2 separate regions of the Homo sapiens genome follow, and region 2 is linked to region 1. A link is a loop called in an ENCODE intact Hi-C map of the cell type or tissue named here. Cell type or tissue: dorsolateral prefrontal cortex. All regions are shown on one strand. Links, peaks and the distances in the headings refer to the core of each region. The heading gives the core; the rest is flanking DNA. Region 1 has its middle 44 kb from the start of LINC00609. Region 2 has its middle 110 kb from the start of LINC00609.

Evidence for each region. A loop is a pair of places that touch in the nucleus more often than their neighbours do. Peaks named below come from ENCODE experiments on the same cell type or tissue, not always from the same donor. Only the 100,000 strongest peaks of a DNase experiment are listed, where the experiment ranks them.
Region 2: it touches region 1 in a loop (2.3-fold over the local background); 3 of 110 quality-filtered maps call a loop at or near these places.

Annotation. Positions count from the first base shown.
Region 1 is chr14:36,018,493-36,033,932 of GRCh38, reverse strand. No RefSeq gene overlaps it. Among named protein-coding and RNA genes, the nearest start is that of LINC00609, 44 kb to the left of the region's middle. In dorsolateral prefrontal cortex, for the core only: no CTCF peak of the experiment used is centred there; no DNase peak of the experiment used is centred there; H3K4me3 peaks cover 2,786 bases; H3K27ac peaks cover 3,460 bases.
Region 2 is chr14:35,951,895-35,967,334 of GRCh38, reverse strand. No RefSeq gene overlaps it. Among named protein-coding and RNA genes, the nearest start is that of LINC00609, 110 kb to the left of the region's middle. In dorsolateral prefrontal cortex, for the core only: CTCF peaks have their summits at 7,124 and 7,327; no DNase peak of the experiment used is centred there; H3K27ac peaks cover 1,989 bases.

The sequences.
Region 1 (15,440 bases), core at 4,919-12,918:
TCTTCAGGACAGACAATATGTTAGGCCAAAAAACAAGCTTACCAAATTCAAGAATATTAAAATCATTGAGTATCTTTTCTGAACAAAATGTTTACCAGAAATCAGTAACAAGAGGAAAATTCACAAATGCATTAAAACAAAACTGCACACTCCTGAACAACCCATGCGTCAAAGAAGAAATCAAAAGGGAAATCAAAAACTATCTTCAGGCTCCAGACTGAGAGACACCAGACACAGAGCCAGAACTGAAAATGAAAGAATTAATGAAGGTTCCATACAAAATGGTGGTACCCTCCGCCCAAGTTCTCTTCTCCCACAGAACCTCAGAAAAGCAACAGCCAGAGTTCTACCTCTTCTCCCCAAGCCCAAATCTACCGTCCCAACTAACACACACCCAGGGCAGAACATGGAGCACCTGTCTCTGGAAAAAACTAAACCCAGAACTTCAGATCACCAAATAGTCTCACAGGGAAGCCCACTAGCCAACAAGCCTTACCACCACCACCACCAACACACACACACACACACACACACACACACACACACACACACACCCCTTCCAATCAGCCTTCTGGTGTCTAACTAGCTCTTACAATAGACAGCCTCAGAGACCAAAACAAACAGGTAAAAAAGAAAGAAGCTGAAAAAAATAGACAAAATATAGAGCTGGAAATAACTTCAAATAAATTATAATACCTCACAGAGTTAAGAAAATACACGTATCCGTGAAGCAAGAACAATGGACAATCAGAAATTAAACAGCTCTTGAAAATTAAAAAATATACAGTAGTTGAAATGTTTAAAACTTAGCAGATTTGAAAATCTGGGAGAAATACAGCACTTTGGGAGGCCAAGGCGGGTAGATCACAAGGTCAGGAGATCAAGACCATCCTGGCTAACACAGTGAAACCCCATCTCTACTTAAAAAAAAATACAAAATAATTAGCCGGGCGTGGGGGTGGGCGCCTATAGTCCCAGCTACTCGGGAGGCTGAGGCAGGAGAATGGTGTGAACCTGGGAGGCGGAGCTTGCAGTCAGCCGGGATCGCGCCACTGCGCTCCAGCCTGGGTGACAGAGCGAGACTCTGTCTCAAAAAAAAATAAAGAAAAAAAGAAAATCTGGGAGAAATAAATGATGCTCGATGCTCAATAAACATTCATTAAAGCATTTATGCATACATGAAAAAAATGAATGAATGACTACCAGTTATTTTCATCCCCATTTCTCTCATAAGATTTAATCTTGTATTTTAGTTGCCAGCTAAATATTCTTATCTCTTTGTTTGGCATATCAAATTCCAGGGGCATAAAACGAAAATTTCCAGCAAATGGCATTTCTCAGTTTCTCAAGTGCAGCTCACCTTCTGAAGTCTACATTTCTGATAATAGTACAATCCCTCTCCCAACCCCATATGCTAGAAACCTTGAGATTCTCTGGGACTGTTTCTTTCCCCTTTCCCTCTACTTTCATAAGTCACTGCGTCTTCTCAGATCTTCCGCCACAGCATTTCCCATGCTTTCTTCCTCTTCTCTTACATCTCCATTCTAGTTCTTCCATTTAGTCTCACATAAATTGACACTCAGGCTAATGTAACTGAGCCCTAGCATCATCTCCCTGCTGCAGGCTCAGTTCATTCCAAACCATCCTAATGTGGCTGCTGGACCATCTTCTCCACATGTTGACTGTCACTCTATTGCTCAAAATCCTTTCATTAAACTCCCTAGTACCATTCCTTTAGTCTGCATGACATTTTCTATATCTTTATCCATCGACTCAGTCTGTCCATCAGAAATGCATAGGATGGAAAACTATGTATAAGTTTAAAATGACATTTTCTAAAACTGTTTAATAATAAAGAAATGATTAAGATATAATTGAAATGAAAAAATAAGTCACCTAACTATATGAATAATATACTCCTAATTATGTATGTCTGTGTACAACAAAAACTAGAAAAAGATACACCTGAGAACAGTGTCTGTGTCTGAGTTGTGTCATTATGGATAATTTTGTTTTCTTCTTTATGGTTTTATATACGTTCCAAGTTTTTAAATGAGCTGTTACTATTGGATTTTTAAATTAAATCTATCCATCCTTCAAGGCCAATTGAAACATGACTCCATTCATAAAGCCTCCTTGATCACTCATGTAATCAAATGGAAACATCTCTTTTATCTGATTTATTATTCTTTTTTTTCATTCTTAAGACATTTGTCACAGACTGCCTTATACTATAGTTATTTTTTACAAGTCTTATATCACTTATTATATATGAAGCACTTTGCAGATACATTATGCATCCCCTAAAGGGCCTGGCACAGTGACATGCATAAATAAACCCCTCAATAAATATTTATTAAATGATTTAGAGGATTTTCAGTTTATACAGAGGAGTACCAAACAATTCTCAAGTTGTATTATATCACTAAATCTCTGATATTTATTTCCAACAGCATACAAGTACAGAGTCAGCACCTAGTTTCATTTTATCAAAAAAGCCAAATTTGGATATAGAAACACTGCTTGAAAAGAAGAGAGTTTCTGCTGGGCGTGGTGGCTCACACCTGTAATCTCAGCACTATGGGAGGCCAAGGTGGGCGGATCACGAGGTCAGGAGTTTGATACCAGCCTGGCCAACATGGTGAAACCCTGTCTCTACTAAAAATACAAAAATTAGCTGGGCGTGGTGGTGCACACCTGTAATCCCAGCTACTTGGGAGTCTGAGGCAGGATAATCTCTTGAACCCAGGAGGCAGAGATTGCAGTGAGCTGAGATCACACCACTAATCTCCATCCTGGGCAACAGAGTGAGACTGTCTCAAAAAAAAAATTGAATTTCTTTTAATAATTCAAAAAATTGTGTCTTATTAAGAAATTGGAAAATCTGGAGAGAAAAATATTTTTTAAAGTCTAAACCACCATATGAAGAAAGACTTATTACAATGGGAATCACCTATGTATACAATTGTTTGTTTGTTGTATATTTTCCCACCAGATTATAAGCTCCATGAGAGCAGAGATATTTGCAGCAACAATAACCAAGAATTAGTTTGGTGGCAAGTACAATTTACTAGGGTGTTCAGTAAAATTTACAGCAATCAGCAAAGGGATAAGCTGCCCATCCTACAATGTCTTTGCATAGGCTTACAGATCAGTGCTCAGCACTTTAGTAACAACAGAGTAAACCTTTGTGAGTTCTATATTTCAGCCATGGCTTTTCTTTTTTTCTTTTTTTTTCTTTTCGACAGAGTCTTGCTCTGTCGCCAAGACTGGAGTGCAGTGGCATGATCTCGGCTCACTGCAACCTCCACTCCCAGGTTCAAGCAATTCTTGTGCCTCAGCCTCCTGAGTAGCTAGGATTACAAGTGTGTGCCACCACGTCCAGCTAATTATTTTGTCTTTTTAGTAGAGACCGGGTTTCACCACGTTACCCAGGCTGATCTCTGACTCTTGAGCACAGGTGATCCGCCCACCTCGGCCTCCCAAAGTGCTGGCATTACAGGCGTGAGCCACCATGCCCGGCCAGCCATAGCTTTTCATGAAACATTAGCAAAGGGCATTCCTCATAAGATTAAAAGTAAAAAAAATGAGTCAATTATCACATATATAATGAGAGCACAGAAAACTAGACTTAGTCTAGTACATTTTTGCCTAGGCACCTCCACCTGAAGAGACATAAAAATGCACAACACTCACCCCAAAATCACCAACAAAAGCATCATGTGGTTCCAGAATATGTCTAAGTTTAGAGTTACAGTTAGCATAGCCGTAGGCTAGTCTAAATAACTGTGTGCTATATTTGGATTCCTTGCTGGAATACTTTTCCCTTTTCCAAGAGTATCAATCAGGCATATCACAAGCTATTTAGCTGAGGCCAGACATGGTCTCACCAGGTCCAATATGGGGAAAAGCATACAGGAAAGCTTGCTCGTTAATTGCTTGCCTGGGCTGAGAAAATAGAAAATGTCATTTTCTAGTGGTGTATATTTAGCCACCCTCACCACCAATAAAATCATATCTTTTCTTTTTTCTAAGACCTAAAGGGGTTGGAAGGAGTCAAGCAATATCCAAATAATTAACACCATTTCAAGGTGCTGAAAGTTTCAGAACTGCAGCAGGCACCTTGTGAGTCAGGCTGGGACACTGGGACACTCTTAGAAGCCAATTTGAGACCTGCCAGCTCTACCTTTTCCTCCACAAATGCTGTCACACCTTGCTCCCACCTCACCAAAATTCATCACCCCAAGGTCACAAGAGCTCAAAAAAAAAAAAAAACTGAGACAAAAAAATTAGGTCAGTGCTTTTTGTGATTTAAGAAATCCAGTTTACATCCTGTAAAGAAAAAGAGCTTCTCTCTAGAGCACGACCCGGACAAATTAGGAGACGTTACTCTCTTGTTAAACAGCTCAAATATGAGTACAACTTCAGAAAAATACCACTAGATTTACTCTGAAGCTACTCTATTAAGTATCAGAAAAATTATAAAGTCTTTGCCTCCCATAGGAGATTTAACAAACTATGCACCAACCAAGGAACTATTAGGCTAAGTTGGGCATATTCCTGCGAGTAGTTGAGAGTAACTCAATTCCCTGCCCACACTATTAAGGCACCATGCATGGCTGAGGGTGGTTAATTGACTGCTCCCTGAAAGAGCTGTTTTCTTTACCCAAAGGATGGAGGTCCAATTATATGGGATCCTTAAAACAAATTGGAATCAAATACCAGAAAGTATGCTGCAGAAAGCAGCCTTAAATGACAACCCAGGAAAGAACATGATAGATAAGTGTCCTTTCCAATGACCATACTTTAGATGTTGCTACCCCATCGTTAAGACCTGTATGGCTGTTGTTGTGGATGTACAAGGCCCCAGAATCTAAGAGAGGTTGAAAAACAGGATCACTCAGACTCACTGTTAGTAACCTGGATGGAAAAAGAAATAAATAATGGTACAGGACGAAAATTTGAAAAAAAAAAAAAGAGGCCTAACCAAAATACTGAAGAGTCAAAAGAACCTACTAGGAGAACAAAAAAAGCTTAAAAAAATCATTGGCAAAAAAGCAAGGTAAGCGTATTAATCTACTCTTTAATTTGGCACCACTAAGCAAAAAGTTAATATAAATGTCACCTTATTTCCATTCTAATCTTGTAAGTGTGTTGAAAATAGTGAAAGATAAGAGACGTGGGCATGATTTTTTTTTAACCAGTTTTACTATCATCACTACATGACCAGGCCACTTAAGAGAAATGGGTGATCTGAGGAAAAGATAGTAAGAAACTGTTTATCAACAAAACACTCCTTCTCTATAAATTCTGGATTATATCCCAACAAAAAGAATACGTGGGCTAAAAGAATCATATAACAAATTTGATTGTCTTACTCCATTTGGGCTGCTATAACAAAATACCTTAGACTGAGCAGCTTATAAACAACAGAAATTTATTTCTCACAGTTCTGGAGGCTGGGAAGTCCAAGATCAAGGCACCAGCCAATCCGGTGTCTGGTGAGAACCCATCTCCCCTAGATGGCGCATTCCACCTGTCCTCACAAGGTAGAAGGGGCAAACAGGCTCCCTCAAGCCTCTTTTATTAAGGCGGAGCCCTCATAACCTAATCACCTCCCAAAGGCTCCACCTCTTAATACTCCCTGATTATGAATTTAGGCTTCAACATATGGGGGTGGGGGCAGGGACACATTCAGGCCATAGCATTAACCAAACTCTGCTTGATAAGAGGAATATCAGTATTTTTCTAAAAGAATCAAAATATTTATTCCTACAGTTTCCTCTAAGTGGGATTGGAAGAATTAGAGTATTTGCCATGATCAGATTTAGATTTTTATAGGAGCACTAGAGGTGCTAGGAAGAGAAGAGACTTGAAGGAGGGAGAAGCAGCAAGAGTAGAAGCAGCAGGGAGACTAGTTAGGAAACCAATGCTAAGTTCCAGGAAAAAGATAGGGGTGGCTTAGACCAGTGTACCAGAAATAGAAATGGTCACAAGTGATCAGATTTGGGATTTATTTTGAAGGTAGCACTACCAACAGGATTTTTTTTAATGGAACAGATACATGATGTAAAAGAAGAGAAGAGTCATAATGATCTCAGATTTATCTATTTATTTATTTATTTTTGTCATGTGAAACCAGGTAAAGAGTTTTGCCAGCTATTGAGATGGTAAACAGTGGGTGAAAAGCAGGTTTAGGAGAAAAAATAAATCAACCTGTGTTTTAAATGTTAAATATGAAATGTCTATTAGACATATAAATGAAGATGTTTAAAATAGTGTCTACATAAGGGGAAAAGCAGGGGTTGAAGATACAAATGTGAGTCATCTGCATGTAGATATTTAAAGTCATGAGACTGGACAGATCACATGAAGAGCAAGTTTAGATATGCAGAGAAGAGGCCTCCCAAGCATTTGGCATCACTAAGAGGAGGAGGATACGGCAAAGAGAACTGGGAAGGAGCAGCCACTGAAAGAAAGGAAGAGACAGGGAAAGAAAGAAACCACAAAACTAAGACACTACGATTCTCTGGAAACCAAATGAAGAAAATACTTAAAGAAGTGGGGAAGATTTTCCGTGTTAAATGATGCTGAGGGATTCAGTGTGGTGAATCTGAGCATTGGATTTGACACCTTCCAGGTCATTGGTAACGTTGACAATAAAAAGAATTCTGTGGTAAAATATACAAATCATAAAATTCACAGCTTTAACCATTTTTAAGTGAACAATTTAATGGCATTAAATACATTCACATTGTTGTGCAACAATTACCACCTTCTATCTCCAGAACTTCATCTTCCCAAACTAAAACACTGTATCCATTAAACAATAATTCCATATTCCCTCCCAGACAACCACCATTCTACTTTCTGTCTTTATAAAATTTGACTACTCTAGGTCCCTCATATAAGGGGACTAATACAATATTTGTTGTCTTGTGACTGGCTTATTTCATAATGTCTTCAATTTGAGATGTTTTCACATTCTGTCAAAGTGAACACTGGGCCAGGCATGGTGGCTCACGCCTATAATCCCAGCACTTTGGGAGGCCAAGGTGGGTGGATGACTTGAGGTCAGGAGTTCAAGACCAGCCTGGCCAAATTGGTGAAACCCCGTCTCTACTAAAAATACAAAAAATTAGCCGGGCGTGGTGGCAGGTGCCTGCAGTCTCAGCTACTTGGGAGGCTGAGGCAGGAGAATTGCTTGAACTTGGGAAGCGGAGGTTGCAGGAGCCGAGATCGCGCCATTGCACTCCAGCCTAGGCAAGAAAGTGAGACTCTGTTTCAAAAAAAAAGAAAGAAAGAAAGAAAGAAGAGAAAGAAGGAAAGGAAATTTGAAGAAAGCAAGTTTAGGTGACTTTCAACATTGCATAAATCATCAAGAGCGGCAAGATCAAAACTGGAACCAGGTTCCTGACCCACAATCCTTCCAATTTAAGCCTGAGTGATTTGCTTTCTCTGAAAAACCTGTATATTTTCCCAAGTAGGAAACATTTTAAATTGAAAAAGCTCATTTGATTGTTCTAAAATAAGATAATATTATATGTATACATAAATCTTTTAAATTGAAGCAATAATAAAATTCTCACTTTTGAGCCAAACAAGTACCAAAAATAGTAACTTTCTTTTCACCAAGTTTTCTAACTTCGTGCTTAAAAATAATGTTCATCTTGGCCGGGCGCGGTGGCTCATGCCTGTAATCCCAGCACTTTGGGAGGCCAAGGCGGGTGGATCACGAGGTCAGGAGATCAAGACCATCCTGGCTAACACAGTGAAACCCCGTCTCTACTAAAAATACAAAAAATTAGCCAGGCGTGGTGGCGGGCGCCTGTAGTCCCAGCTACTTGGGAGGCTGAGGCAGGAGAATGGCGTGAACCCGGGAGGCAGAACTTGCAGTGAGCCAAGATCGCGCCACTGCACTCCAGCCTGGGTGACAGAGTGAGACTCCGTCTCAAAAAAAAAAAAAAATATATATATATATATATATATATATTCATCTTATAGACTAATGGAACAGAACAGAGAACCTAGAAATTAATCCATACACCTACAGTGAACTCATTTCAACAAAGGTGCCAAGGACGTACATTGTAGAAAAGAGTCTCTTCAAATAAATGGTGCTAGGATAACTGGATATCCACATGCAGAAGAATGAAACTAGATCCCCATCTCTCTCCATATACAAAAATCAAATCAAAATGGATTAAAGGCTTACATCTAAAACCTCAAACTATGAAACTACTAAAAGAAAGACATTGGAGAAATTATCCAGGACATTGGTCTACAATAGCAAAGATTTCTTGAGTAATACCTAACAAGCACAAGCAAGCCAAGAAAAAATGGACATCAAGTTAAAAAGCTTCTGTGCAGCAAAGGAAATAATTGACAAAGTGAAGGGACAACCCACAGAATGAGAGAAAATGGGTAGTTTGCCAATGACCCATCTGACAAGGGGTTAATAATCAGAATATATAAGGAACTCAAACAATGCTGTAGGAAAAATTTAATAATCCGATTAATAATGGGATTTTAAAAAATCTGAATAGACATTTCTCAAAAGAAGACATACGAATGGTAAACAGGCATATAAAAAGTTGCTCCACATCATTGATTATCAGAGAAATGCAAATCAAAACTATAATGAGATATTATCTCACCCCAATTAAAAAAGCTTGTATCCACAGACAGGCAATAACAAACTCTGGCAATGGTGTGAAGAAAAGGGAACCCTCTTATAATGTTGATGGGAATGTAAATTAGGTAAAACCACTATGGAGAACAGTTTGGAGGTTCCTCAAAAACTAGAATATAATCTACCATATGATCCAGCAATCCCACTGCTAGGTATATACCCAAAAGAAAGGAAATCAGTATATCAGAGATATCCACACTCCCATGTTTATAGCAGCACTATTCACAATAGCCAGGATATGGAAGCACCCCAAGTGTTCATCAACAGATGAATAGATAAAGAAAATGTAGGACATATACATAAGGGAGTACTATTCAGTCATAAAAAAAGAATGAGACCCTGACATTTGTAACAACATGGATGGAACTGGAGGACATTATGTTAAGTGAAATAAGCCAGGCATGAGAAAACAAACATCACATGCTCTCACTTATTTGTGGGAGCTAAAAATTAAAACAATGAACTCATGGAGATAGAGAGTAGAATGATGGTTACCAGAGGCTGGAAGGGTAATGGAGGGAGAAGGCAGGGAAGTGGGGAGGGTTAGTGGTTACAAAAATATAGCTAGGTAGAATGAATAAGATCTAACATTTGCTAGCAAAACAGAGTGACTATAATCAACAATATTGTACATTTTTAAAGAACTAAAAGAGTGTATTTGGAATGATTTTAACACAAAGTAAGGATAAATGCTTGAGGTGATAGGTACCCCATTTACCCTGATGTGATTATTATACATTGTATGCCTATATCAAAGTATCTAATCTACCCTATAAATATATATGCCTACTATGTACCTGTAAAAATAAAAATAAATCAAGAGAAAATCTTCCAAGTGATCACCTAGAAGTGATCTTTCTAAAAAACACTGAACTCTTTAGAAAAAAAATAATGTTAATCTTAACAATCAATATTTGGGCATAAGTTTTGCTTTATTATGTTATTATTAATTAGATATAATTTTTCTAAGACTATTATAAAATAAAAACAGAAAATGCTCCATATTTTTAAATGAAATTTTATTCTGGCCAAAGGATTACTTCAATCTTCTTTTAAAATGAAAAACAAATTCTGGGTTCAAAGAATAATATGTAATTAGATAAACTGAGAATACAAAGGAATAGATTTGTTTCCAAAACACTTATACTCCACCAACGAATGTCATTAAATCTGTATTGTAGGCCAAAGTTACACCATGAAATACCAGTATTTGAAATAATTTTGGACTAAGCATGGGGCTATAGAACTCACTTTAATTTGGGAACAAGTAAATGCCTTTGTAAAAGTCTAAAATTCCTCACCCACTATATATTTGCAGTTTAAAGGAATATGCTTTGAGATCTCCTTAGTGATCATCATAGAATATTTTCTCAAATTACATATGAAATCAGCAAAAAATATAGTACAATTTGTCACAAGGTATGCCAGATCAAGAGGTAGCAGGGAGAGAAATTAAGGGGGAAAGAAAAATATACATATGTTTCAGATACTGTAAGGTTATTCATATATAGGTCAAGAACAACCAAGCCCAAATCACTGTATAGAAACAAAGACAGGGATTCTTAATAGAAACTTAAAGCTCAAACAAATTATTGCTGGTCAAATGTGTTTATTATCTCTTGTATCACAGTTTAATCTCTGGATACTCAATGGTTCATGTAAACAGACTGTTTCAGCTCATTTTACTTTCTCTAGTCTAATGAGGTCCTGGGGTTTAGGGTTTACCATTAGTAAAAGGTTTTTAAAGACAGCACTATCAGATTCAAACCTAATGGGCCCATCATATGTAAGATAGATTTCATCTTAAATATCCCTTCACCACACACCCACATAAACACACAGCTTTACTAATAGTGTATTTGAAAATACTTTCCATCTCAGTGCTGGTGAACATTGAGAGTGGATAACTGGCTACTTTATACATGCACAGCTGTATATATGCCCTTTACACTGAGCGTAATTTGGAGGAAAAAGCATCCTAGACAGATGTCTGCTCCATGGTTTATAAGAGTATGTGATACCATCCGCACTTTTCACAGCTAAACCCTTGAAAACTGGGAGACAGACAAAGGAACCCAAACGTGAAGAGCATTCATTAAAAGATGTAAATAGCCAGGATCCGTGCTGTTTTGTTTCAATCTTCTTTATACTGCTGAAAACAGGAAAGCCTCCTGTCACGCAGACTCCGGGATTCTCAGAGCCCAATAAAGGTTAGTGACATTTTCAATTCATGTTTGTTTTCATTCTTCTAATCATGAACTCTGTGTCAGCCTGAGAAACCAGCTGAGAGTAATCCATAACCTTTTATAAGTGAAACATTAACTCACAGCTCGTTCTGATGTCTTTTTAATGTAATACAAAAGCAAAAGCAAAAACACAATAATATACATGATAGAAACACGGTAGCCAAATGAGAAAGTTTGTTGGAACTTTCACAGCACAGAGTACCACCTAATTTAATGGCCAAATGTTATTTACTAACTAGCCTAGATTGAGAATAAATATAAATACACCAACCAGAGTAACATCCAAATAGATAATCAAGAAGAAATTACTAAAATCTTTCAAGACTGCCATTAATTACCAATGCAGTGTTCATATTAGAATAGGCATGCACCACAGAAAATACTTTTTTCTTAATCCATAATTTGTATTAATGCATCATTCCTTGGAAAGTAGTAGTCTTCACTAAATGGGCGAGTTTCGAAGCTGATCAGAAATATACCGCTGTATCATCTTCCCTAATACCCATACCCACTGTTCTATAAGATGCTCAGCAAAATAGACATTTAGGCTGAAATCTAAATTGTAATACAGAATATGGTTCCTGATTGTTTCGCTGATTTCAATAGTCTGCCAGACTGAAGTTGGGTCTCCAAAACTATCTCCTGAGAGACATCAGTGTAATTTCTCCTGGAGAGTACATTCCTAATCAGATATTTAAGAAACAGGCTTTGCCATCCCAGTTGAGACTCTCTGTATCTGGGTACTAAGTAGCATGATCATCAAAGACTTAAGGACACCAAAGAAGTGTCTAATAAGCAAAATCCAGTTGAATTACACAACGGAGAGGCACTAGACCTGAGCAGTTAACTCTCCAATACGTCAAGAGAGATCAATGTTGACACCAAGAAGTACCAATTTTCTAACCCAGGTAAAGAAAAGACAGTATATGAAAGTAAAAGTAAAAGCTCTTTGGAACAAGGCATGATTTATTCATCAGAGGGAAAGGGGTACCTTGCCAAGAAATACACCAGACCATGAGGAGCCTTCTACAGGGCTGACAGCAAGAAACATGCAGATAACGAAGGTTTCTATTCATCCCTATAGCTTCCAACATACAAAGAAACAAGCATCAGTGGCTGAAAAGATTCCAGTGAATACAACACAACTCAAAGTTTGGAGGAATTAGAAGGAGAAGGGCAGAAATGGGCTAGGGATCCTAGTCTTTATTAACGTTTATTTCATTAGCTCTAATTGCTTCATTATTATAAACATTATTATATTCATATTTGTCTCATCTCAAACTAATTTAATTGGTAGAATTCTGTGTCCTTGCTATTATGTGATACAATTAGCTCTCATTAGTTCACATTTCACTCATTTTCTCCTGACTGATTGCACTACATACTGATGCTCACTAATATCAATATGTAATGTAATCAGTCAGGAGTAAAATGTTGTTACAGTGTCTCCAAATCTATCATACTTATCATTCTGATTGTTTTCAAAGTACCAATATTCTTTCAATAATTTCTGTCTTAATAATGTGAAATTTGGTGTTAATAATACAATTTTTACTATACTTATTGACACAATGGTGAACCATCATTTAAGTAACTAGAGAGAGCAAATGATTAATAAATTTAAAAAGACAAACTGCCATTTCCTCATGTAGCCTTTAAATCACAGAAAGTGAAACACCGATTTTTTTTTGGTTTTCTTCTGAATCATTAGGTTTTCCCCTTCCCCTCCCTAATCTTTTATTTTTCTTCATTGTTATGATCCTTCTATAACCATGTGGAGAGCTTCAGGACAGCAAGAACCTGCAGCTGATGCTGTCTATGGGAGGTGAAGAGGTCCCTTGAATTGTGCTACTGTTAATTTGCCCTTTGAGCATGTACAGCAGGGAGTCTATAAAGACAGAAGCAAAGCATGGAGATTTGTCTATCTGATTAGTACGTCAGAAATGCTAAAGACTAAAAGGGAAGAAAAGGGCAAAAGGCTTTTTGTAATCAATTTTATAAAATCCATTGGGCTTTCAGTGGGGCCCATTTGGAAATGCCCTGCTAGTTTACTCAGATGAAATACACACAGAGACTCTACATTCTCCTCCTGGACTATTTTAGCGCTATTACTTAGAATGTGAATTCGTACATACATTTCTAAATAAAACACTTGCTGTCCCTTTTTCCCTCACCAAGAATTACACCCTGTGGTTCCCACTAAACTACAGATCATTCTGAGAGAAATAATGGCACAACAAACTCGACTATTTTATTCCTCGGAGCAGAGCTTCCCAACAATACATGTATTTAACAGTCTTTTCAGCTGGTCTTGAACAAGATCCTAAGATATAAACACACACACACATACACACACAATACTCAATGCCAGAAAATTTAAAGCAGCAAATGGCTTAATGGTTTTGATTTTTGAAAAGTTCAAAACAAAAATCATTTTAAGTAAATTTTAAAAAGAAGATGAATCGACGTTACTTTTGCCAAAGCTAAATCCTACCTCAAATAATGGCAGAAGACATTTAAATACCAGAGTTGCTATAATAATCCCTGTTTGAATCATGGTTTCCCTGAACTGGGTTAAGCCTTTAGACAGAAACTAATTGCTACAAACACTAATTTTCAAGTCCCTTTTGTTTCCCTTTGCAGGCACCTCTGGACACAGAAGGTACCCAATTAGCAGAATTCACGGTCCTGATTGTGTATTGTGGGGCTAGTGTGTGGGCTGTATAAACACTGTTGATTACCATTCCTCTGTAATGGCTGATTTTTTGATTGCTTAATAAGGCCATCTATTCTGCATCAGGGCCTGGCAAAGCAGTTGGTGAAATCAGTTAGGTCACTTTTTTTTTCTGGTCCGAAGAGCAGGAGGAGTCTGTGATGGTGGCAGTTGACTAAAAACATAATTACAGACTATTTAATCGCATCTGTTTCCCCACTTAACATTGTTTGTTCAAGTTAGACATAGTTAAGTAAATCAAAAGGACAATAACGGCAAAAACACTAAAAAATTACTATTACATGGTTAGAACTCTAGGGTTTGATATAATTACAGAAAACATAGCTTGCAGTGATTTTTTTAAGGTACTAATTTTTATTAGGTTCTATACACACATTTTGCTTGTTTGGTTGTTTTTTTTTAGGATTTTTTAAAGATTTTGTGTTATGTAAATAACTGTTTGTCTGACAGGACTGATTTCATGTGAAGGGTTCTACAGGGATGATATTATTTATGATGATGATTTTTATGTGCTCATCCAATGTTATAATTAGCAGTCAAGTAACTCCTATCCTGTTTTGTGATTAATAACTAATCCCATAAACACACCTTCCACTACATAGAATTGTCTAGATGGAGGAATCCAAGTAAGCATCAGACCCAAGGGCACCGCCATTCACTCTGAGCTGGCCCCATCCTCCCTCTGAGTACCATACCTGTAATTTATCAATAACACAAAACTGCTTGATAATCAAAGGGATAAAAATGAAAGGCACCCAGACAGCCAGAGCTGTCAACAGGCAGGCATCAGGCCCATGTTCCAATGCAACTAAGCCGGCCATTGAATCCAGTAAATACGATGAATCAATATAGGGTCAGATGAAATGAGAGGCAGCTGCTCTTTCAGAAACATACCCTGTTCTCAGTACCACATGTAGCATGTTCATAAGATGACTTACAACCACATCCGGCAGATATTTTACTAAGCGATCTGCAGTACTTGTTTTAGAATAACTGTCTTTTGTAAGCTGATGCAACAGAGAAAGTTGTCTTTTGTAACCTCCAACGAGACTGTTACAATCCAAGGCCTACCAGAGAAGGATTTGTAACTGAGAGCTACCCTCCACTCCTGGAGAGTCTGAAAGGAATCCTTAGGAAAGGAGGGTCATCTCCCTCAAAGTGCAATCGTCTTTATTAAAGATGTTTTTCAGGATAAGGAAACTACATCTCAGTACTGATTTTAAATGAAGCAAGCATGATACACATTATGGATAGAAGTTCTTGAAATATACTACCTGCATGACAAATCCCAAGATATCCATTATGGCAGAATATACAGTTTACATTATTTTTAGTATTTTTGCATGATTTTAACTATTAAATAGCTTTTAAATGTTTTTAATTATGTAAAGGTATCCTGAGGACAACTGGCACAGAGCACAGTTACCATAAATGCAATGAACAAAATCTTTCACTGATTTGCTAGCTTATACAAAGACACAGTGCCATTCCATGGAGCATCGTGTTTGGCAGCTACTCATTATTTGTTTAGTGTTAAAATATGTATTGAGGGCTTACTGCATATCAGGTACTGTGCTAGGTATTGAGGTTAGAAGAGTAGAATGCTGAAGAAGGCATAATCCCTGGCCTCAGGGAGCTTACAGTCTAGTGATGCAGACAGACAAGTACATTAACAGGTAAATCATTGCAATCTGTGATAAGGTCTATGATGGAAACGTATAATGCCCCACAGTGGAATGACCAGGATATTTGATTCAGAGAAGACCTA
Region 2 (15,440 bases), core at 2,719-10,718, 64 kb after region 1:
CTGAAATTTGGACAATGCTTACCCAGAATTTATTCTTATAAGATTAGTACTAATACACAATCTACAAGTCCATCCTTCCCAAACATTATCTACCTACACCTAAACTAAAATAAAGCTCAAAAACAAAATGCTACATTTTCCTTAAGCTCCTATAATTGTACTTATCCATGAATTCAGTGGGAAAATTATTCCAACCAAAACAAAGGTCACATTTTCTAGATATCATAGCCAAAATTATGTTTTTGAGACACACATTTGATAACTAAGTAACCTTTAGATTACTAATTGTGTAAAGTTGCCAAGGTGATAAAAGCAAAACAAAAGTTCTAGAGAAACTTTAAGATTATTTGTGCACCTGCCTGTTTCCCCCACAAACAGAGCTATACTTTGATGGAAAATTAAGAAAATAATTATACAAAATATTATAATTTTAATACAGGAGTATTAGTCAGCTTGGGCCGCCATCACAAAATACCATAAACTGTGTGGCCTGAACAACAGAAATTTATTTTCTCACAGTTTTGGAGGCTGAAAGTCCAATATTAGGAAGCCAGCATGGTCAATTTCTAGTGAGGGCTCCCTTCCTAGCTTATAGACAGCCGCCTTCTTGATGTAACCTCACATTGCCTTTTCTTCATGTCTGCAAGTGAAGAGAAAGCAAGCTCTGGTGTCCTACTCTTCAAGGACACTAATCCTATCAGATCAGGGCCCTACCCTTATGACCTCATTTAGTCATAATTACTTCCATAAAGGCCATATGTCCATAAAGTCACATTGGGGGTTAGTCACATGATTTTTGAGGGATACGATTTAGTCTATAGCATTCCATTTGCTCTAATAGTCATATTTTCTGGCAGTAATTTTATGTAGCTCTGAATATTTTGAAAATAAGCACTTACAGAGGGGTAAGTTCTTCACCTCCTCTCTGAATAACATTTTACCAATAGCTTCATACAACAAAATAAGCTTCATAAAAACTAAACATGATATGAAGACACAAGTGGCAAGATATACATATGTACATGTGGGTGAGGAGGGAGGGAATAGAGAGGTTCAAAGTTCGTTCACTTCTGAATCAACTGAAACCTTGTGTTTCACCTTCAGATTTGGGTCCTAAAATACCCAGTATCATGAAACATAGCTAGGTTGGTAGGTAGATAGGTAGCTATGTTGAAACCATTAAAAATCGATGACCAAGTAGGTATACATGAAAGAATTGGATTCAGAATAAACAATGCAAGCTGAAATTAGAACATTTTGTTTTATGGTACCTTTATGTAAAGTATGCTTGTGTTTAAATATGGAATCAGGAAACTATTTTGGGTCAGAATTTAAAATAATCCCATTCTTTTGTATTTCTGATTAACACATTTGTCTTTGAGGTTCTTCACCTGAAGTACAAAACTAAACAGAAAAATATATAAATCAAATATTTTGGCCCTTCCCTGGTCTTCCTACCACAGGCTGATACTATTCAGAAAGCATGTCTTTTTCCTCACAACATCTGAAGTACAATATAGAAATTCATCCTTTTCTATATTGAAACTGGGCCTTTCCCCAAGATTTTTATTTTGCATTTAACAAAATAACAGCAAATATCAGGTATTAGAAGGATCGAAACAACCTCTTCTATTCTGTTGTCCTTAGAACACCATCTTTTATTCATAGCTTCTCTTGTGGTGCTGGGAGGCAGATTCTGTTGCTATAGCAACGCCCTGAATATCCTTGGGGATAGCTTACAGTTTTACTTTTTTTTTGAACAACAAAGAGCCATTGATACTACATGTTGCCAAAGGTTATAAAAGTTGAATTCTAAAATGAAAATATTTCTTCTATAGAAGTGGTACACCATATGTGTCCCACAAATTCAAAGAGATATGTAAGGATATGACCTTTGTGTGAACACTGATGAATCTAGTATAATACTGTTTGGATTCAATGGATTATTCACAGCAGAAGTAGTTGAAGTGTATGCCTTGTTTTCTAAGACCACTGTGGGGGATAAGGGGTTTATTCCCAGTATCTGTAAAGATCCAGGAGCAAGAAAAGATAAATAAATCAAAGGTCCCATCGCTTACATTTTGTTTGTTACTTTGTAATCACCTTCCCATCCCCACCCCCATCAAAATGAACTGCTATATCAAAATCCAATTACACTTTGACAGTAAATAGATCCTCAAAGAGTGGTTGCTACTGAATCCTTGCTCCTCAGAATAGATATTAAATGTACGAGATTCTCAAGTGCTCTGAAATCTGTATTCCTTGCTTCATTTTAACTGGATTCTCTTCATCTGTGAAAAAAAATTCCTTAGCTATCTGCTTTGTAAAACTAGGGAAAAAATTTCAAGTATTTCTTTCAAGATAAGTCAGCTCATCGCCCTAGAAACCTGAGGGGATGCACTGAGAAACACAAACGAAGAGTTGGAGGCACCACAGATTCATTTCCTGGAAAAACAGCCGTAAGAGCTTATAGAGGCTCAGGAGATGGGAATCTGGACTTTTCTCAATAATGGGAGAGAGTGATACATGCTGAAAATGTAGATAATACATTAGGATTGATCCCAATCTCCTCCACTCACCACAGCCTGCGCGAATTCACTGGAGTTAGAAGACCCTCCCAGCAGATCAAGAAAAACCCATGACCCAAGGCCATTCATTCATTCTTTCTTTCTTTTGTCAATATACTAAGTGCATGTTATGTCCCAAGCCAATCAAAGGCTTTCCAAATGCTTATTAAATGCCTGATTGTACTCTTGAAGAGTTAGTCTCTAATTCAATAAAGCCTTCGTTGGCACAGGTTCTATAGGTATAATATAGAGAACTTTATTAAAAATAACTGGTTTAGAGGGTAATCATAACTAGTAACAACAAACACACAGATTGTGTTTCTAAATACCGTTTCCCACTAAAAGGAACCAGGGTTACTTGGAGAAATGGCTGATTCCAAAAATGGTTGGAATAGGGAAAATACAAGGCAACCTGGAATATCTTGTTGTTCAAGAAAGCAAGAAAGTGCTTACATACTAATAGAGGCATGTCAAAAGGACACAAGAACTAATTTGAAGGAGCTCCCACTGTCCATATCTTGGACAATTTGATCATTAAAATGAATAATGACAGAGATAGATTATCACATTAAATAAAAAATAAATGCATGAGTCCATAGCAATACTTAGAAGAAAACAGGGCGGCAGAGATGGGGAGAAAAGAGAAGGAGGAGGAGGTAAGGGAAAAATAAAAGAAAGCTCCGCTTTACAGAAGAATACCAACTGTTATGGGCTGAATTACATCCCCACCAACATTTGTAGGTTAAAGCTTTAACCCCCAATGTGACTGTATTTGGAAAGAGGATCTTTAGGGAGGTAATTAAGGTTAAACGAGGCCCTAAGGATTGGGCCCTAATTCAACAGAACTGGTATCTTATAAGAAGAACACACCAAAGGGCTCTCTCATGCTTTCTCTCTCTCTCTCTCTCTCTCTCTCTACCCCCTTCTCTCCCCCCTCTCTCCCTCTCTCCCTCTTCCCCCCCATGCATATACACAGAGAAGAGATCCTGTGAGGACAAAGTGAGAAGGTGGCATCTATAAACCAGGAAGAGAGGCCACGCCAGAAACCAACCCTGGCAGCACATTGATCTTGACTTTCTAGCCTCCAGAACTATGAGAAAATAAATTTCCATTTACGCCACCCAGATTGTGGTGTTTCGTTTGGCAGCCCAAGCAGACTAATACACCAACTAAAAAATATTGAGGAAATGATAGAGTTAGAAAATCACCATTTTTCAACCACCAATGTAAAAATGATCAGTGGATACCAAAACCACTAGGTCAAAGATTATGGTTTTAAAATATGACCACATAGGTTAACTTTACAATAGGGAAATTAGGCATGACATTACCTTCCTAACCAAGCAATCAAACTTAGCATCATCAACAGTAGGACAGCCTGGTGTGTGCCTCCTGGTGGATCCAATAAGAAATACACATGACCTATCCAATAGTCTTGCAAAGAATGTTTAACCTGAGCCTAACTGTGAGAAAACAATCAGACAAATCCCCAAAGAGGAGACATTTTTGCAAGGCAACTGGCCTAGATCATTAAAACAGAGTCAATATCATAAATAAAAGAAGTCGTAGACCCCTTCTAGACTAAAAGTTTCTAAACATTACAACCACAGAATTAACCAACTTTCATAGGATCTTGGGTCAACAAAAGCACCTAAATAGATATATTGGGTATAACTGGGGAAATTTTTAATGGGCTGCATGTTAGATGACAAAACTGAATTCACATTAATTGTCTTCGGTATGAACAGTGTAATGGGTATATAGAAAATTGTCTTTACACTTAGATAGCGCAAACCAAAGTATCACTGGGTGAAGTATCACAATGTCTGCAACTTCAAGTGGTTCAATAATAACAGAAAAAGGATACATATATACATATATAAATAAATGGGGACCAGGCACAGTTGCTCACACCTATAATCCCAGCACTTTGGGAGGCCGAAGCAGGTGGATCGTTTGAGCTCAAGAGTTCAAGATCAGCCTGGACAACATGGTAAAAGCCCATCTCTACTAAAAATACAAAAATTAGCCGGGAGTGGTGGTGCACATCTGTGGTCCCAGCTACTCAGAAGGCTGAGGTGGTAGGATTGCTTGAGCCCAGGGGCAGCGCAGGTTTCAACGAGCCAAGATTGCGCTACTGCACTCTAGCCTGGGTGACAGAGTGAGACCCTGTCTCTAAATAAGTAAATAAATAAATAGGGAGCAAAATAAAGCAGAGGTAGTGAAATGTTAATAATTGATGGATGTAGTTGTAAAGGGTATACAATGTTCAATGTATTATTCTTTCAACTTTTCTGTGATTTAATTTTTTTTAATTTGCAGTTTAAAAAAATAATTAAGAAATATAACTATACTAAAGTGCTCAGAAACATTTTATGGCCTACAGTTCACTCTAGCTATTATCGACTATGCATCTACCGAGACCAAATGGTATAACCTAATGGTTAGCAAGCGTGGATATTTGTTCCCAACAGACCTGGGTTCAAAACTTGTCTCTCAGACTTTATACAAACAACAATATCTTTAAGGTTTAGTTTTTCTGCAGTGAAATGGGAATAATACCTAACTGATAAGCAGTTGAGAAGATTAAATGGGGCATATAAAATCTCAGGAGGCAATTATTATCACTGATGGTAGGAGGATAGGGATTGGAAGCTACACACTCTGGAAAGCAGTCTCCACTAAAACTATGACATCACTTACTAACAGTGAGTGACTGCATTATATTATTAGTAACCATTTTTGTGGCAAGAGTCTTTTCATCCAAATCAAAAGTTCCTTGAAGGCAAGAACCACGTCTTTCCTGATTTCTATATCTCCCAAAGAACCCTGTACAATGTTACACATGATAATATTTCATCTGTACGTTATGCCTGATCAGCACTTCTCAACTATGGCTGAACATTAGAATTGCCTGGGGAGGCTTTTAAAAAGTCCGATCCCTGAACCCCATCCCCAGATCATTTTTATTTTGTTGGTCTGAGGTAGGACTTGGGCCTCAAGTTTTTAAAAAAAATTCCCAGGGAGATTGTAAAAGGTTTATATTTTGTTTCTCCTTAGGGCAATGGCACAAGCCGTTGCTGCCAAATTTCCACCCGCCTTGGAGTAACCTGAAGTGTCAGATTAGGTAAATTTGTGTTTTAACATGTCAGCCTTCTCCCATGAGCTGCTAACTTCAGACCATTTGTAAGATCACCATCATGTAGGCTGTTAACATAAAACATGACAGGTTTGTGCTTTACTTTATCAAAATGTATAATTATACCTAATGCTGCTCTTTCTTCAGTTGACGAAAACTATAAAAGGCCTTTTCCTAAACCCCAAGTTTGGGTAAGTTTTCACAATAGAACAAGCATCCAAACAGCAGAAACGTGACAGTAACAGTGCATTAGTTGATAATGTGGACTTTCACAATTCAGAAAATAATTTCATTTGTGTCCCAGAGAAATCAAAACAGAGGGCAGAACACCTGAAGGATAAAAGAAGGAGATCTGTGGGACCAGAGGTCAGAATCAGTGAGCATAATAAGAAATGAGAACAAGAGCGTTTTATCACCTCCATCTAGCCAGCTGCCAATGTTGGCAAACAAGTTCCTAATATGAATGTACCCAGGCACTGGGCTGAAAGTTGAGCACGCTCCTCCCTGCATCTTCCACATGAAGGCCGCTGTGACCATGAGTCTTAGCTACAACTTGGTGGTCTGACATATCCATATACATTTTCCCTGCCCTTGGCTGTACATTTACTGACCTTGAACTACTGGGAAAGCATCATGTGTCATTAATATAGTAAAGAGAAAGGGCACTCATAGGGCATAATAAGATATAATTATAGGCCCGGCGTGGTGGCTCATGCCTGTAATCCCCGCACTTTGGGAGGCCGAGGCGGGTGGATCACCTGAGGTCAGGAGATCAAGCCCATCCTGGCTAACACGGTGAAACCTCGTCTCTACTAAAAATACAAAAAATTAGCTGGGCCTGTAATCCCAGCTACTCAGGAGGCTGAGGCAGGAGAATCACTTGAACCAGGGAGGCAGAGGTTGCAGTGAGCTGAGATCACACCACTGCACTCCAGCCTGGGCGACAGAGCGAGACTCCGTCTCAGAAAAAAAATAAAAATAAAAAAGATACAATTATAAATAAGACTTTGTTTCTTTAAAGGAACCAGGGCTAAACCATTTCTAAGAACTCTTTATCCAATTCCTTACTTAATAACCAAGTAACCATGGCCAAGTTACTTAGCTTTTCAAAGCTGAAGTTTCCCCATCTGTCAAACACAGATAGTAAAGTGCCTACTTCATAGGGTTGTTATGAGGATTAGAGAATGCATGTCAAATATTTAGTATGGTTTCTCACACATAGTATTATTAGCTAAATGGAAACTATTATTATATCTCTAATATAGTAATAAATCCAAACCCAGCAGATTCTTCGGTGGAAAAATAAAACAAAGATATGAACGCCCAAGTGAATTCCTATTTCCATTAATCTATATGATAAAAAGCTTAGATTTAGATAAAATTTCAGTAGATAATAATCTGATGATTTATCCCAACTTTGCTTTGGCAGTATCTTCAAACAAAATTTAGATATTTAAAGTCATTGTCCTTAAAAGAGACCCTAAAGATTCAATTACTTATTGAATAGACAGTTTCAAATTGTATAAACAAATTCTCATTTCTTCTAATCCTAAGCCATGCCCTCCAAAAACAATAACAAAGATGATGTTACAGTGTCTCCTAGTGGGCCCATTTTCACTCATTGCCAACACATGTGTGACTAATAGTAAAGCATTTGCAAGTAAATTTTTAACTAAAAAGAATAATTCAAATGAAATAAAACCATATTGGGCAAGACAACATGGAAGCACCATGCACTAACAGCTGGAAACTGAAGGTAAAAAAACATACATGGACTTGATTGGAGCAAAAGGAGTGATAATTTAGTGATTAGCTAGTGTAGGGGAGGAAAAAACTTTTCCCTCTCAGGTTCACTATTTGGGGGCCTATGAATTAAACTGGCAAAAGACAGATTAACAGGAGAAAAGCATAAATAGTTATTGAGTTCACATGTTATGTGTGAGGGGCTTCACAGAAAATAAGTAAAAACCCAAAGAAGCAGTTAGACAGGGGGCTTATATACCATTTTAAGAAAAGGCAATAAATTATAGAGAAGTGACTAGACAAAGGAAAGTGGGTTTGAGCTCCTAGGGGTGGTGTAATAAATTGTGGGAAGGTGACTAGGAAATATATGATGGATAAAGGTTGTTTAGAAAGGTTTGTTATGCACACTCTTCTCTGTGCCCTCTCTGGTCTTCCTGGAATGGGAGAGGGAAATGCTTTTACAAATAGCAATTTCTGTCACCTTTACAAAGAGAAATTTATGCCCTGCTTTTAGACAGAAGCAGGGAGGGCAAAGAACTTTTCCTGGGTCTGCTGTTTCTTCAGTTGCCTTCAGCTTAAAGTAATCCTTATGCCAAAGTGGTATTTTTGGGTGTGGCATATTCTGGACCTCTTCACTAAAAAACAACTGAAGCCTCAAGTTGAAGAATTTCCAGGAGAAGATTCTTCTAAGTAATACAACATAGGTGGAAAAAAGTATTTTGCCTACACATTTTGAAGTAGCCTAAAGGAGAAATATTAGAAGTGAACTAGATAAGATATGCCAAAAGAAAATTAAAGAGTTCTTATTATTACCAGAAAGTGGTCCCAATCCACACCCCAAGAGAGGGTTCTTGGATCTCATCCAAGAAAGAATTCCAGGCAAGTCTACAGGGTAAAGTGAAAGCAAATTTATCAGGAAAGTAAAGGAAGAAAAGAATGGCTACTCCATAGGCAGAGCGGCCCTAAGGGCTGCTGGTTGGTTATTTTTTTTCTGGATATTTCTTGATTATATGCTAAACAAGGGGTAGATTATTCATGAATTTTCCTGGAAAGCGGCAGGAATTTCCTGGAATTGAGGGTCCCTCCCTATTTTAGACCATATAGGGTAACTTCTGGGTGTTGCCATGGCATTTGTAAACTGGCATGGCACTGGTGGGAGTGTTGCTTAGCATGCTAATCCATTGTAATTAGCATATAATGAGCAGCAAGGATGACCATAGGTCAGTTTTGTAACCATGTGTTTTTGGCTGGTTTCTTTATCGCATCCTGTTTTATCAGCAAGGTCTTTGTGACCTATATCTTGAGCGGAGCTCCTATCTCATCCTGTGACTAAGAATGCCTAACCACCTAGAATGCGACCCAGCAGGTCTCAGCCTCATTTTACCCAGCCCCTATTAAAGATGGAGTCACTTTGGTTCAAACACCTCTGACAGTATGAAGGTAAGAGAAAGGGAACTGACTTAAAAAATTCTCAAAAAGGCAAAGCTAGATTGTCTCAAAGGTTTGTTTTTGGGGAACGGCCACTTTTGATGTTGTTCTTGTTAGCTTTTACTAGAGCTTTAAACAGTTAGGGAAATATTTACTAGAAGTATCATAACAGATATGTATGCAGCATATAAATCTATTTTACGTTTATTAAATTTAACATGCAGAACAAATCATAAATTTAAGGATTCTAGCCCCTTAATGAGAAACGACTTATAACTGCTCTAATGAAACAATTCCCATAACAAGATGAAGTGTTACTTTTAAATCCAGGTGCTGGGTGGGCCATTGGCAGCCTGCTAAACCTCTGTAGGCTTCAATAACACTATGGATACAACAGAAGAGCTAGGTTAAATGGACCCTGAAGTCCTCTCCTCCATGAAGTTGTTTCAATATAAATGGATATGACTCTTGTTAAAACGTGTCTCTTCCTTTACCCTCGGCCACACTTTTTAAATTGTATCTCTTCCTCAAAAAAATAGTTGCATTATGCATGATGGGATAAAAAACACATTTTCTTCCCTTTTCCTTTTATAAAAAGAACTGGATTATAGGTATTTTTAGGTTCCCCAAATCTCATAACGCCAACATTTTGAACATTTTAAAATATATTGCTATCTCAAGAAGCTGTAAAGTTTTTAACCAAGTCCTAATAATTAAACTTGGTTTGGAATGAATTACTAGGTTGGTGCAAAAGTAATTGCGATTTTTGCCATTACTTTTGCACCAACCTAATATTAGTATAGTTATTTAAATGCCATTTGGAAAAATTGCAGAATGCTTTTCAAACTTCATATGCATCTAAGTATTAGCTCTCTGGATATTTGCACAGATCACATTGAGTACAAGGGACTAATATATCTCCCACAGAAATGTATACCTCAACAAGCAAGAGCATGGGATTAATTCGAGTTAAGCATGCTATTACTGACCATGTTCATAGATCCCAAACTGATTTCTTAAACTTTTCCAGTGATGCTTTTCCTTTATCTTTTTGCAAAATTTCATACTTACATTTTTTATCCTATATCTTAGAGTAAAAAAGTTTTGAAATTATGCTAATGTATTAAAGTTATAATCCTAAACATGCAAAAGTTCTGGCTCTCAAAGAACATTTTCTAGTCCCTAAGAGCTTGAAAGTAGCTCAGAGGACCAGCAGTAGGGGGAATGTTGCCCGTGATCACCTTTCACTTTTAAGCATGCTTTTTCCAGTTCAATTTTGCCCTTTCTTTTCATTCTAGTTATTTGGGGCCTTTTCTAAGTACTGTCAAATAGGAAATTACCACAAAGACAAGTGGAAGAAAAAACATTTTAAAAATAACTTCACACACCACCTGCAATTCTAGTAAATGCCTCACTCTCAGAGTGTGCGGGCATTTGGAGATTTCCCTCAAATCAGCTGTGCTGCCCCACCACAGGGATCGGTCGGTGTTCCCTTTTCAGCTCAGTAATCAAATAGCTTTGACTGGTCCGTGTCTGCTTTTGTCCACTTCTGACCTACGTGTTCCTGTGAGGGACATCTTTGTCTCACTTTTCTTTGGTCACTGAGTTCATGTACCTCAATAGGCTAAGTCTTGCAGTCCATTAATGAGAATTCTCAGCTCAGCTCTAGGCCACCCAGAAACCCCGGTTGCATGTTCTCGCTGAATGGCTTCACTGGTGGCCCATTCAAATGTGCTAATGTCAGAAAAAAAGGTTGAATGGGGCACCAATGTACACCATTGCCGAAGCAAAGTGACTGCGGCTTCCAACAAAGCTTCCGCTGTGGCGATGTTAAGCAGAGTTATCAATGGTGCGGAGGCTGAGCAAGGACTAATGCTCCAATCATGCCATCCACAGGTGGCACAGATGCAGCCACTTCAATATGAAATCACAGTGCAAAGTTCACTGGCAATTCAATCCTGCCTCCAGCTTCCAATCTCCAGATACATTGTGTAGATATGCCTCCTTCTCTTTCTGGTTCTGAGGCTCTTTGAATAAGTTTGCAGAAGACATTTTGGGTGAGAGATGAAGTGAGCGTTTGTTCCAATTTTTCTTAGAGTTACACCTCCAGTTGAGAAGCTTTCTTAAAGCCGTTTATTTCCTCATGGATGTACAGAAGCAGATAAAGCATTTTCTCGGGGCTTATCCCAGAAGCACTAAAAGGGCATTTGAGCTCAGCAAAGGAATGTTTTGATTGTGCAAAACAGATGTCACATTATGGCCGCATATTGCTACTTCTCATAAGAGAACATCTTGAATCACAACTAAATTATGAAGAGGTGATGACCAAACCAATTCTGTAGCCCCTCTTCCCCTAATCACGGCAAATGAAAGAAAAAAGATGATGGACCAGCTCCCAAGTTTTCCTTCTAAACAGATATTTCTGGGAAGACACATAAAAGGAACTGAAAAGTTAGGATTTTTATAATTTTAAAATTCACTTTAAGACCCCTGAGTTTCTGAATTATTCACAAATATACATGATTCCCACACATTCACATGGAAGAATAGCCCAAAATTAGAGTCCCACTATCATCCAAACTTTACATCAAGACGAACCAGTACTGAAGCCTCCCAGATTCCTAATCCTTAATTGCTGGTGAGAGTCTGCAGAGCAAGGTCATTTGCATGACAACCTCAGCCTTCTCAGAGGGCCCAAGATTTTGCTTGGCTACTCACTACAAGTCAAAATATACAGAAGTAATATATAAAATATACTACTTTAGTTCTTCAGCTCCTTGAAAACCATTTCTCCACTCCCAAATGAAAAATAGCATACAAAAAAAAGTATAGCATATCTTATCACCTCAGCTAACTTTTCAAAGTTATAATTTTACTGGAAGATAAAGTCCAAAGCATACAGTGTACATACACACACACACATGAACTCAACCCACATGGATTATTATTATTATTATTATTATTATTATTTAGATGGAGTCTCACTCTGTCACCCAGGCTGGAGTGCAGTGGCGTGATCTTGGCTCACTGCAACCTCCGCCTCCTGGGTTCAAGCGATCCTCCTGCCTCAGCCTCCCAAGTAGCTGGGACTACAGGTGCATGCCACCACGCCGGGCTAGTTTTTATATTTTTAGTAGAGACGGGGTTTCACCATGTTGGTCAGCATGGTTTTGAGCTCTTGACCTCGTGCTCTGCCCGCCTTGGCCTCCCAAAGTTGAGATTACAGGCGTGAGCCACAGTGCCCAGCCATGATTTTTTAAATATTCCAGAATGATAACACTGGGGAACTCCCAACTAAAGAGTAGGCCCCAAGAACTTGTTCTGATCTCGTTTAAAGACGAATGATTTTCATGGAGGGAATTCTCAGGGACCCACATCGTCTATCTGACCCTGCACAGGGGCCCTCCTGGTGCCTCACTGTATCTGGTCACCAAGCCAGCAGCTGGTGCTGGGCAGCTCTCATACAGGAGCTTCCTTTTAAGACTTCAGCTCCAAGGTGTCTCCACACAATCCTCTCGCTCACATATGTTAAAGTCTTATGGGGAATCATATTCCAGGTCAGCAGTTCTAGGCCCAAGAGGGAAAGAGACAGGTGCCCCAAAGCCACTAACTAGCCCTAAGAATTTTTTTTTTCTTTCTCTTTTGCAGGCATATAAAAGAAGGTTTCTCCCTCACTATTCCTCGCCTTCTAATTCTAGTAAGTTTTTCCTACTATTTTCCTCAAGCTAGATTAATTATGAAGCAAGAAGGTCTTATAAATTATTTGTGATTTTTAATGTAATGTCACATTCATTTTCCCCTAATTTTTCATAATGAAAATGAATTAATTTTATACTTAGAAAAAGTTATTTTTTAAATAATAAAGTTAATCTTTGATCTTTCACTCCTCAGAAATGGAATTTTGCCATCAATTCGCTAAGAAAATTAAATATTTTCATGTCATGTTAGTAAGAGAAACAACTGGCTAATTTTTATTTTGTACTTACTCTTACCAGTTTATTATGAAGGATACAACTCAGGAGCAGCTAAATGAAGAGATGCTGAGGGCAAGGCACACTCTGCGTGCACCACCTTCCTAGCGCCTCATTGTGGTCACAGACGTAGATGCTTCCACCTGGCTAGTGGAAGCAGCTATTTATTTGGAAAGAAAATCCAAATTACACAATCAAGGGAAAAAAATTCTTTTTTCTCTCTCCATAATTTCCTTCTTTATTAATCATACTTCACCCAAAGCTATTTAAGATTTTATAAACTTAAATTTTATTTTATTTTATTTGAGTCAGGGTTTGGCTTGTTGCCCAGGCTGGAGTGCAGTAATGCGATCTCAGCTCACTGAAACATTCACCTCCCAGGCTCAAGCGATTCTCCTGCCTCAGCCTCCTGAGTAGCTGGGACTACAGGCGCCTCCCTACCTGGCTCATTTTTGTAGTTTTTTGTAAAGACAGGGTTTCGCCATGTTGCCCAGGCGGGTCTGGAACTCCTGAGCTCAAGGGATCCACCTGCCACAACCTCCCAAAGTGCTGGGATAATAGGCCTGACCCACAGCACCAGCCTAAACTTAAAGTTTTTAAATCTATGGCTTCTTAGTGGGACCTGAAGGCTGCATGACCATCCTTCACATAAACAGCTCAATTTAGAAGCCAGAAGGATTAGTATGTATTCTAAAGTGCAAAAATAGCATAGATCATTTAAGTGGGGTAGCATCTGAGGGTATTTAGGTCTTGGTCCAGGAAACTGCAACCAAGGGATGCCCTGGCTTACCCATTTGGGTTATTCTGGCATATTTCTGTAGAGAAAGAGAAATATCTTTCCCTCACCCATTCGATGATCACGGCTGAGTCCCCCCATAACAAAAGAAGAATTAACAAGAGAAAAGCATACACATTTACTTAATATCACTTTTGCAGAACACGGGAGCCTTCATAAGGAAATGAAGACTAGAAGAAAGTGGTAAACCTTTATAATTTTTAAGTTTGACAAACAAGTCGAGAGTCACGAAGACATGATTGGATAAAAAGTATGATCTAATTTAATAAATGGGGGTGGGGAGTACTTAGCAAGACCTGTTTGTTCAGATTCTTCTCTGTGTTCCTGTGTCTTCAGAGGTAAGGATGTTCCTTTCCTCCTGGTAGAGGAAGGGCACCTCTCAAATGAGTGTCTTATGACCCTCTTCAGAGGAAAATCAGAAAACCCTTCCAGGTTTTCTTACCTGCTTCAGGGGAAGAACGCAGACGGGGTGAGAATGACTTCCTTGCTTCTGCTGTTTTCTCAAATGCCAAGGTGCGATATTTTGGAGTACCATGTCCTGAACCCCATCATTGCCAAATAGAGAATGTAATGGTCGCTTTTTACAAAATAAACATAACTGAAAACCGGATTGGGTTAGAATCTTGCCACCTGGCTTGCATTATTTCTTTTATCCTTATTTTTTATGCAGATAAGCTTAAGAAGTCAGACCTTAAATGGCATTTTTTTAAAGGTGCCTCTGGATTTTACTTTCTTCAGTGGCTCTAAAGAAGCTCCACAATTGTCCAGAAAGAATGGGCCAATACACAGCTGTCCCTTTGTTTATAATTCCTTCCCTCCTCCCTGTGGTCTCCTTTCCTGCAGTCCCTCCCCCAGTGGCCCAAACTTTGCTTTTGAAGGCATCCTTGACTTCAGAGAAGTTAGACCATGTCGTGAATGTCTCTTCCTTCTCTAAGGCAGGCTAATAGAGATAATGGGCCCTGTGGGAGACAAGAAGCCAAAGAAAGAGAAGGGTTCCTTTGGATACTTAAGGGAATTATTGACAAGGCTCAGCCGACTCAAACTCACAAATTAAAAAAATAAAAAGCAGCTGAGGTCGTTCTGCTAGGTCTTTTATGCAATCAAGTGAAATAAAGTGTGCTGACTTTTGGGTGGGGGGTTCATAAGGGAGATCGGAGAGGGGAGTAATTTAATTTCTTAAATCTTGCATATGCCACATACTGAAGATTCTAAATAAATTTTTTGGCTAATTGAAACTATTAGTTGAGACTACACCCAGAAAAAGTTACTAGCATTTTGTTCACTGGACAGAAATTAAACAAAGGATGAATTTTACTTAAGCGAGGAAAAGTCAATATCAATCATTTGATAAGGGTTAGAAAGCAAGCACTTAAATGCTATTGTAGGAAGAATCAGAAAGGATTTAGCCGAAATCCCTTGTTTTTCCCACCAGCCTATGTTTTTCCCTGAAGATAGACAAAGGACAAAGTTACTTTCCCAATTTCCCTAATTTCAGTAAAGAACTCTTTGCCAGATTCTTCTGGTGTTGTTTTCAAGCCCTTAAAGTGTGGCCTTTTCTGTGCATGGACTAGATTTTATGTGCAGGAACTCAAGGATGGGAATACATCCACCAACGCGTCTCCTCAGAGCAAAATCTGCCTCCATTAACTTTAAAGCTGAAACTCAATAACTCTTGTTCTTACTGGATCCTAACTCCAAAAATTCACTCACACCTACCCCCTCCTTTCCAAAGAATGACTAAATTGGGAGGCTGGGACAGAAACATTCCAAATAAGAATCAATCATTACATTGGTTC